Linked DNA regions of Homo sapiens: region 1 is linked to region 2. A link is a contact called in ENCODE Hi-C or POLR2A ChIA-PET data. All regions are on one chromosome and are shown on one strand. The core of a region is the stretch at or near the end of the contact, and the rest is flanking DNA. Distances in the headings are between cores, read along the strand shown. Region 1 overlaps FMNL2 (formin like 2). Region 2 overlaps FMNL2 (formin like 2).

Region 1 (4,281 bases), core at 466-2,965, 34 kb after region 2:
AATCTGATGCTACTAAGTATGAATGTTATGTGAAGATAAACTCTTGACCTTGGACTTTATTGCAGGAAATCTACAAAGATGCAAATACTCAAGTTCACACATTAAGAAAAATGGTCAAAGAAAAAGAAGAAGCAATTCAAAGACAGTCTACCCTGGAAAAAAAGATTCATGAGCTAGAGAAACAAGGGACCATTAAAATTCAGAAGAAAGGGGATGGGGATATCGCCATACTGCCAGTTGTGGCTTCTGGCACATTGTCCATGGGGTCAGAAGTGGTAGCAGGTAACTCTGTGGGACCCACAATGGGGGCCGCTTCCTCAGGACCCTTGCCCCCTCCTCCACCACCACTGCCTCCCTCATCAGACACACCTGAAACAGGTAAGAAGCCTTGGCAGGAGGACTGAGGAAGTTTTGGAATATTTGTATTTCTTCTTTTGCCAACTGTCCACTTCTGTCCTTTGTCCGTTTTTGTTGGCATGTTCTTTAAGAATTGGTTTTCTTGAGTAGTTCTTAACTGTTTACATTTTGAGATTAAATTTATAAATCCTCATTTCACATATGTTGAAATATTTTTCCCACATGTCAATGAGGACATTTTTTGGTTTTTGAAAACAGTCCTTTGTCCTTTTAAGTGTGTTGTTTTCAGATGGCTTTATATGCACATGGCTTATTGCAGGAAAGCCATTCCCGTATTTTCAAAGTCCATCTGTTTCTTTTTTCTTTGCTAGTGCAAAATGGTCCAGTAACACCACCTATGCCACCGCCGCCGCCGCCCCCTCCTCCACCTCCTCCTCCCCCACCGCCCCCTCCGCCTCCTCCTCTCCCAGGCCCTGCAGCTGAGACTGTACCAGCTCCTCCCTTAGCACCTCCCCTTCCCTCTGCACCTCCGCTGCCTGGAACATCTTCACCCACAGTGGTTTTCAACTCAGGATTAGCAGGTAAGAGCACAGAATTCAAACCCAGGTACTCATATCAGAAATGCTGTCTTATCTCGGAGAGTTGAAGCTATTCTTTCAAAGTCCAGGTCTCTTGCAATGATGTGTATCTCTTCCTAGTATAAGAAATTCCTGCTGATGTAGCCGATAGAGGGAACATCATCACGCATGGGAGGCACTTTGCTCTGAGTAGTCTTTGTCACAACCACACCCCACAATGGGAGGTTCTGATCTCCTACACCATCTTCCTGCCTTCCACTGGCCCCACCGAGAGAATGGAAGAGAGACAAGCTACCTGCTTGAGGATCAGTGCATTTTTGTGGGTTCAGCAGATACTTTCTGGACACCTGTAGTATTCAAAGCTCAGTATTAGGCACAGACATTGAGTGCTTCTGGATCTTTTTTTTTTTAAATGGTATTTTTGATGTCATCTATAAAAGGGAAACATGCTTTTATGTGTAATTGCCTGACGTAGGCTTCCAGGCATGTCTTCTGAGCATTCGAGAACATCAGAATTTGCTAGAGTGGATTTAAACTTCAAGGAGGAAGTGCTGCCAACAGCCGTATTATCATGCCTTAAAATGCTGCCAAATAATTCATGTCCTCTTGCCAACCAGAAGATAGAAAACAGCATCCTCACCTCACCAGAAATAAAATGGGAGGTAGGGGTTAGAGCAGGAGGAAGAGTCACTCTAATGCCTTGAAATCTAAGCTCTTTGTTTTGACTCACGGAAACAAAGATGACGCTACGAGCCGTTTTCTCAGTCCTGAAGTGTTTCCCTGGCATCTGGAATTGCTCTAAGCTTTGCCATCCCTGTGACGTGGGGTAATTCTGCCTCCTCATTTACTTCAGCCTGTTCATGAGGTCTCTTATTTACAATAAAGAACTACCACTCTAATAGCCTCCATTTCCAAGGCTGTGATAGTTCTCAGAGCCTTTTGCCCAAAGTCTAAAAGCCAGTCTTAGCTGTAAAGATTTCCCAATCTCCATCCCTTCCAGGATCCCATCTGCAGCTCTGCCAGCCGGTCACTGGGGCTCATTCATCCCAATGACTGGAGCCCTTTTGGATGCCCCAGAGTCACCTAGAATAAATTCACTCCACATCAAATCCATGGTTTTACTTCCACCCCGACTTCTATATAAAACTGTCAGGGAAACAAGATTCCAGTTCACAGTAAGGTCCACAGTAAATCGGTGACTTATTTCTACCCTTCAAGATCTTCCCCGTCTACCACTTTCTTCTAGAACTTTTATTACTTCTGAAGGAGAAAAGTTGGAGCAGAGTCATCGTGGAACTGATGGACTATGGAATATAAACAGACAAACAAGAAACCTCATATCAAGCCCCGGGAATGTGTTCCATCACCAGGCTGTTGTCAGTAACTGGGTGTGGAAACCCATTATCGTCCCGTGCACCTGGCCACCCTGATTAGGCACTCTTGGTAGCCCCCAAGGCGCACTTGCTGTGAGATGTGTCTGCTGTGGTATCTCATTTGGGGCTGCTTCCTTTGTCTCTGACAAACGCTGATGTGTGATTTAGCACCCACTTCCACGCACCTGAGCACTAACATAGACCTCAGAACCGCCTTAGCCGAGTGAGAGCCCAGAGGCTGAGATGTGTCTAGAGCTTCCTTCCAAGGGGCCATGTCCTGTGTGATTGATCTATTTATTAATTGTTTTGCTTGGGTTCTTCCCACTACTTGATTTTAAAAATGTGTTGGCTCTGTCAATTGCCTCAATATTTTAAGGTGTAGAGCTCTGTGCTTGGCTGATAACCAACTGCTTTTAGGGTTTGCTATACTTGGAAGTGGTCCCTGTTGTGGCTCATGCAATTTAGAGGACTGTAGGTGGGAATACAGGAACTCTTTATTTCCATAAGTGTCCACTAAATGATTGTGAGGGATGTCTTGGAAGCATTATAAGATCCTTGTGAGTCTTTGATAGCTCGAGATCAGGCAATTTCTCCAAGGCCTTTAATCTTTCTTTATTATTCATCCTTATTTAGACTGTTAATTCTTAGTGATTGAAGCCCATTTGGTGAGATGTTTTGCTAGTGTGTTGAGTAACTCTCTCTCTCACTCTGGAACCAAGAGGCCAGACAGAATCAGGATGCCCAGTAGAATGAAGAGACAGAGCTGAGCTAATATTCTGAAGCCTCCTGGGAAGTCAGAAACCTATGACATCACTTGGCCTCTGGACCCACAGGCAACACGAGGGTCTTATCTCTTCAATGGGCAGGTGTGTTCTTGGAGACCAAGACAGAAGACCAAGAGGAGAGCCCCATAGTTTATCTAGTTGAGAGTTTTCTTTGTATTTTATAGAGAAAATAGTAGTAGTGTGAAATATGCATTTGAAGAAGAAGGCTTCCTTCCTCTCAAGTCTGTGATAGAACAACCTGGCTCCCTTTCCCCCGGTAGGTCACCTGAGACAGGCTGCTGAGCAGGTGGAACCTTTGCCGTCTGTCTGGGAGGATGTGCTCGGATCCTCACAATGCGAATTTGGACTTTGGTTGATTGTTTTTCATGTAAAAATTATTCCTATCCTATGGAATGCCTAGCACAGTTCAGTATTGCTGTTTGGTACCACTACGATGAAATAATTTTTTTCTTCCCTCTTCTAAAAAGGATAATTTTAAAAATGAAATAGTTGAGTCTTGGAGGCAGGCCTGAATGGAAATGAATTTTTGGCTCTGTGCCGCCTTGTGAAATGTGTCCAAGAAGCATGAAATTCTATGCTGAGTGCGTGAACTGCTGAGCCACTTGACTCTAACCATATCTAATTTTTTTTGTATTTTCTCTGTTCTTTCTGCTTCCACAAAAGATGGGCCAATCAAGCTTTTCTGTAGGTTGCTCCTCACTGAGTGTGTTGAGTATTTGCCATGTGTTTCTGTTGGTCACACTGTGCCTTGACATCTTTCCACTCCATTTTGCTTTGATCCATTGCATTTTGACTTTGTGTCTGCGGGAAGTCTTGGTGGTGGCTGATGATGATTCCAGGTTTGCCCACACATTCTAGTTGAACCTACATAAGAGACTATTGTCCTTGAAGCAGACATCCTGGATTCATATGCCCTCTTCCATTTCCTCTGAGAAAAGGTTTTTTTTTTTTTTTCTTCTTCTTCTTTTAATTTTTATATTTGTATCTGAGACTTCAACTCTAAGAACAAAAAAAAGGTGCCAGGTGCCCCTTTTCCATTCCCTCCCTCATGCTGGTCTCTGGCCCACTCCAGGGAGCACTCACCCGCCTTTAGCCCGAGCCATGGGGACACAGTGTGTCCAGTGGTCACCTATGTGCTTTCCTCCTCTTCCCACTCCCACCCTGGTTAAAGCCAGGAAAACCTTTCCA
Region 2 (4,382 bases), core at 1,523-4,022:
TGCTTGAGAGAGTCACACAAGGTGGTTTGGGGCTGCTACCTTTATGGATTTCTTTAACCAAGGGATGGAGTATTCACGGAGATTCCTGGAAGAAGCTGGAGATTTCTCAGAACTATGGTGCTACCCATTTTTACCTCAAATAACGATGTTCTGGAACTGTCATGGCACTGGTGGGTATATGATTGAATATGTGAATGAGCATAGAATAAGGTCCTAGGAGAAACCTGGATCAAATCCAGCACCATGTTGGACCCAGTTTGTCTTTGCCAGCTTGGCCCACACCCTGTTTTTCAGGGTCTTATCAGCCCCAAGCTTCTGCAGCTATTTCAGCAGTTTCCTTTTGCTTAGTCATGTGAAACTGCTGCCTAGAATTTTTTATTCTGCTGCAACCATCCTGCATTATTCTTGTCTAAAAACCATATAGACAGACCAAGCAAATGGATTATTATCCTAATAGCCATGGGAATGAAGACAAGGTAGCAACATGCCCCCGACAAACTTAGTTGTTATAGATAGGTCAGAAGAGCCTCAACCGATTTATCCAATCTTGAGGTGCAAAAGGTGTTATTCTGTGTTGATCTTGCTTTCTAAAACATGCAATGCCGCTCACAGCTCAAAGTCTCTTAAATCCCTTCCTCTTTTTCTCCCATCTTTGCGTGAGTGAATTTTTTTTTTTTCACATCATAGTAAAGTGAATTCTTTAACCTCTTTAACCAAAATGTCATTGGAATCTTCTGGTTTTATAATAATATTCATTATTATATTCTGGCATGCCTGTGCAGATAGGGTTTTGTTCAGTGAATAATTCCTTTTGAGCCACATATGGCAGAGAGAGTACCATACCAGGTACCAGGATACCAGGAAGGAGGACCAAAGAAGAGTCTTTGCCTTCGAGAAGATTGTTTTTAAAGCTTTTCATCTTTTTTAGTAAGTTGGGATTCCATTCATCTGCCTAAGAAGGATGAAAGGATTATCTTTGTTTTTATTGGCAGGAATGAGGGGTGAAGTAGGGGAGTTCAACATCTATTTTTTGCAAATAAAGTAATATGCTTTAGAGTAGCCAGATCCTTTGGGCTTTGATCACTGTTAGAGCATAGCCAAGCGTACTAACGCAATATGGAACCAGATGCTAGAAAGACATTTAAAAGGCCATGTATCTTAAGTAGTTTATGTAGCAGGATTTTTCCCCCTCTACCTCTTGAGCCAATAAATCCATTCTATCTAATTTGACCACCACTAATTAATTAGTTCAGATGTAAATTAAAGGAAGTTATTATTTGGCTGTTGAAAGATTTTTATGTATGACTACATCATTTTCTCATGTTTTGATGAATATTTAGAATCCCAATCTTATATTTTTTTTCCTTAAAAAATCTTGCTACAAATCTTGTAATAGCTGAAGTGCATGTTTTAGGAAGGCAGGGAGCACCTTTAGTTTAATGGTATGTGATGGTGGCAAGAATGTTAACCCAAAGCTTTGCTTATGGTGGGGGTGGGATTGGGGTCTAAGCCTGATGTCACTGAGCAAACACATACATGGCTTCAATGTACATGATGACAAATGAGTCTTAATTACATGAATACAGATAGTAAGCTTATACTGTGCGTGGTTTGTGACATGCCTGAAAACATGAGTGTATTGAGTAGATGAAGACTAAATCATTAACAGTCAACCATTGTGCTCCTTGAATTCTTTTTTCCTTAAAAAACAATTTTTTAAGGGGATTAACACATCTGGTTTTGTGTTGAAATATCTCTTAACGAAAATTTATGGTCTTGAAATAAAGACCAGGGTGAGAAAAAGGAGTCATCTATTTTTTCTTATTGGCTAATTTATTAATAGCCCCATGGAAGGACATATGACCATCTTACCTAAATTGATGTTTTCTTAGTTGTGTGGCAGTGTATATTTTTGAGCCCCGAGACTACCAAACAGAAAAAAATACATTTGGAAGTAAAAACCACCCTTTGGATATTTATATTAGTTCAGAGTCTTCTTTGCAAGAAGCAGAAACTGACTCTAACACATAGAGGAAAGGGTTGATCGAAAAGATGTTGAGAAAAGCACAGACTTGACAAGGAGCCTGGAGAACCAGGCTTGGAAAATGGGCAGGCATTCCTAAAATGTGGCTATACTCTGGCTCTGCCTTTGAAGCTGCGCCACCAGAAATACCATTTGGGGTTCTGGTCATGCTTTTTCTTCTCTTCCAAATGACATGGACCATAGCTAGCAATCTGCTGGCTCATAAAACTCTTATCTACTGGTTAAGGACCTCAACCAGTCCCCACTTCAGATTTCTAAACACTACGCTTCATCTCATTACCAAGGGGAACCTTGAAGTCTTCAACCTAGCTCTTGCTCTCAACTTTTTCTTAGTCTTTTTACTTTTTCCATTATATTCTTTGATATATTTGAGAAAATGGCTTGCTTTTAAAAAGTGTCTCCAAAGGTTTGGCAAAAAAAAAAAAAAAAAATGCTTCCTTCTGAAGTCAAAGAGGAAAAGTACTGAGGCCCTGTAGACTCTACAGTGGAACAGCCACTATGACATGAGTAATAAAATCCTCTGAGGGCTTTGAGGCACCAGCTCTCCCAGGCTGCTGGGAGGTGCACCTGGAATTCATCAGGATTTCGGATCAATTATAACTGTATTCTCATCTGCTTCTGTAATGACAGCATCTGGCTTTAGCAAAAAAGCCTGAGTTTGGTTATTAAAGGCTCAACTCCCTCCCACTTTTGACCTTCCAGTACAGAAAGATGGAGCCTTGTTGAATGAGTCACTCGAGGCCACCAGCACTCTTGTGCACAGCACTCTTGGCAGTAGTTGTTCTTTTTTCTGCCTGTTGCTAGAAGGCTTCCTAAGAAAGCTGATGTGTGGTTTAGCTACTGGGCATCTGAAGGCACTCGTGCTACACATTATTAAGTTGAACTAAGAAAGCCTGTCAAGTTTTATTTATAGTGGACCAAATTGGGCAGGAAGGAGAGTGAAGATTTTGGTGTGCTTCCAGCATCCCTCTGAGTTTAATCCCATGTAATCTAACCTCCCAAGCATTTGAGGGTATAGGATTGTAAATCTAGCATGAGACCATCCAGATAACTTCCTAAGTGGTAAAGTAAGGGTACTCACATTTTTCAGTCTCTCATTGAACTATAAGCAATGTATTCTCTCAAGTCTCAAACTGTAGGAGCCACAGCCGTAGAGCATGTATGTATTTCATGGTATCAGGCCAGAATTAGATTGATCTAATTAACCAAGATTCTTCTTGACTGGTCCTCCTCCTTAGCATTAGGAAGCAAAGTCCTAGTCTTAATGTGGTGTTAGTGCTGCTGAGTAACTTTTTTTGTCTGTTTATCAACTGTTGCAATTTTTTGCTGTGGATACGAAAGTACCCCACACTTCATTTTTTTAGGCTCCTGGCTTCTGTGGGTCAGGAAGCCAGGCTGGCATGGCAGGGATTGTCTCTTCTTTGTTTTGTCTGGGGCCTCATCAGGGAAGACCTGATTGACTGGGGATGCCAGTCCATCTGGAGGCTGTTTCACCCACATACCTAGTTTTTGAGCTATGATACCTCTCAAGGACTGGGCCCAGCTGGGACTATCAACCAGAGAGCCTCCATGTAGAACTCCACGTGGCTTGGGCTTCTCACAGCATAGCATCTGGCTTCTGAGGGAGAGTGCCCCAGGAAGGAGCATCTGAAGAGCCACCATTCAAAGAGCCAGAGGCTGCTGAGTGTCTTCTGAGCTGGTCTTAGAAGCCGTGTAGTGGTCACTTCTGCCATGTTATCTGGGTTCCCAGTGAGGCCCTGAGCCCAACCCGGATGCAAGGGGAAGGCAATGGCTTCTCTTCTTGATGATTGGCCGTCGGGTTACTGTGCAGAACATGTGGGGTGGGAGAGAGAGCTGTGGGCTCATACCATTGTAGTCTGTATACCTCAGTAAGTCTCGTACCTCAGTAACTGTATGAGATTTACCAAAATGTTTATTGTTATTCGTCTTTCATTTTCTCCCTCTTCTTTACTCAATCCAATACTTGGTTTTTCCTTTTGACTGAAAACTTTATAAACTTTTTGATTGGAGATAAAAAAGATAGTTTTTAATTCTTTCATGTGAATCTACTATGGGCAAATGATATTGTGAGAGCCTTCCCTAGAGAAAGGAGCCATTTTCATAGGATGTCCAAGTTTATTTTCTGGTAATGAACTAGTTATTTCTTTACCATTAGTGTCTTTAACATCTGGTTAAGGGAATGAAGGCTGGTATCCTCCTGATTGTTAAGGGATGAGTCATACTCACTTACTGAAAAAAATGTGAGTGCTTTCTATGTGTCAGAAACATTGATAAATATTGGAATATGAAAATGAATCAGACATATGCCCTGCCTTTA

The links. Hi-C counts contacts between places; a loop is a spot of excess contacts on that map. ChIA-PET counts read pairs that join two places held with the same protein, here RNA polymerase II (POLR2A). Pooled maps may share reads with other maps.
Region 1: a loop to region 2 is called in a map of endothelial cell of hepatic sinusoid, with 6 times the contacts of the local background. The contact joins two enhancer-like sites. A Hi-C loop is called at or near these places in 9 of 168 maps with a recorded cell type or tissue (A673, CD14-positive monocyte, IMR-90 and 6 more), 4 of 37 single-sample maps with no recorded cell type and 10 of 50 pooled maps. POLR2A ChIA-PET finds 5 or more read pairs at or near these places in 2 of 52 experiments (GM12878 and activated T-cell).

What each region holds. Positions count from the first base shown.
Region 1 is chr2:152,618,781-152,623,061 of GRCh38, forward strand. FMNL2 (formin like 2) reads left to right here. Exons shown (of 26, transcript NM_052905.4): 14 at 66-378; 15 at 729-938. Among named protein-coding and RNA genes, the nearest start is that of PRPF40A, 97 kb to the right of the region's middle. RefSeq lists an enhancer at 1-636. Within about 2 kb of position 1,716, at least 3 of the 41 ENCODE cell types and tissues checked have a DNase peak (open chromatin) inside an H3K27ac peak, as active enhancers do.
Region 2 is chr2:152,583,464-152,587,845 of GRCh38, forward strand. All of the region lies in intron 9 of FMNL2 (formin like 2), which reads left to right. Among named protein-coding and RNA genes, the nearest start is that of PRPF40A, 130 kb to the right of the region's middle. Within about 2 kb of position 2,773, at least 4 of the 41 ENCODE cell types and tissues checked have a DNase peak (open chromatin) inside an H3K27ac peak, as active enhancers do.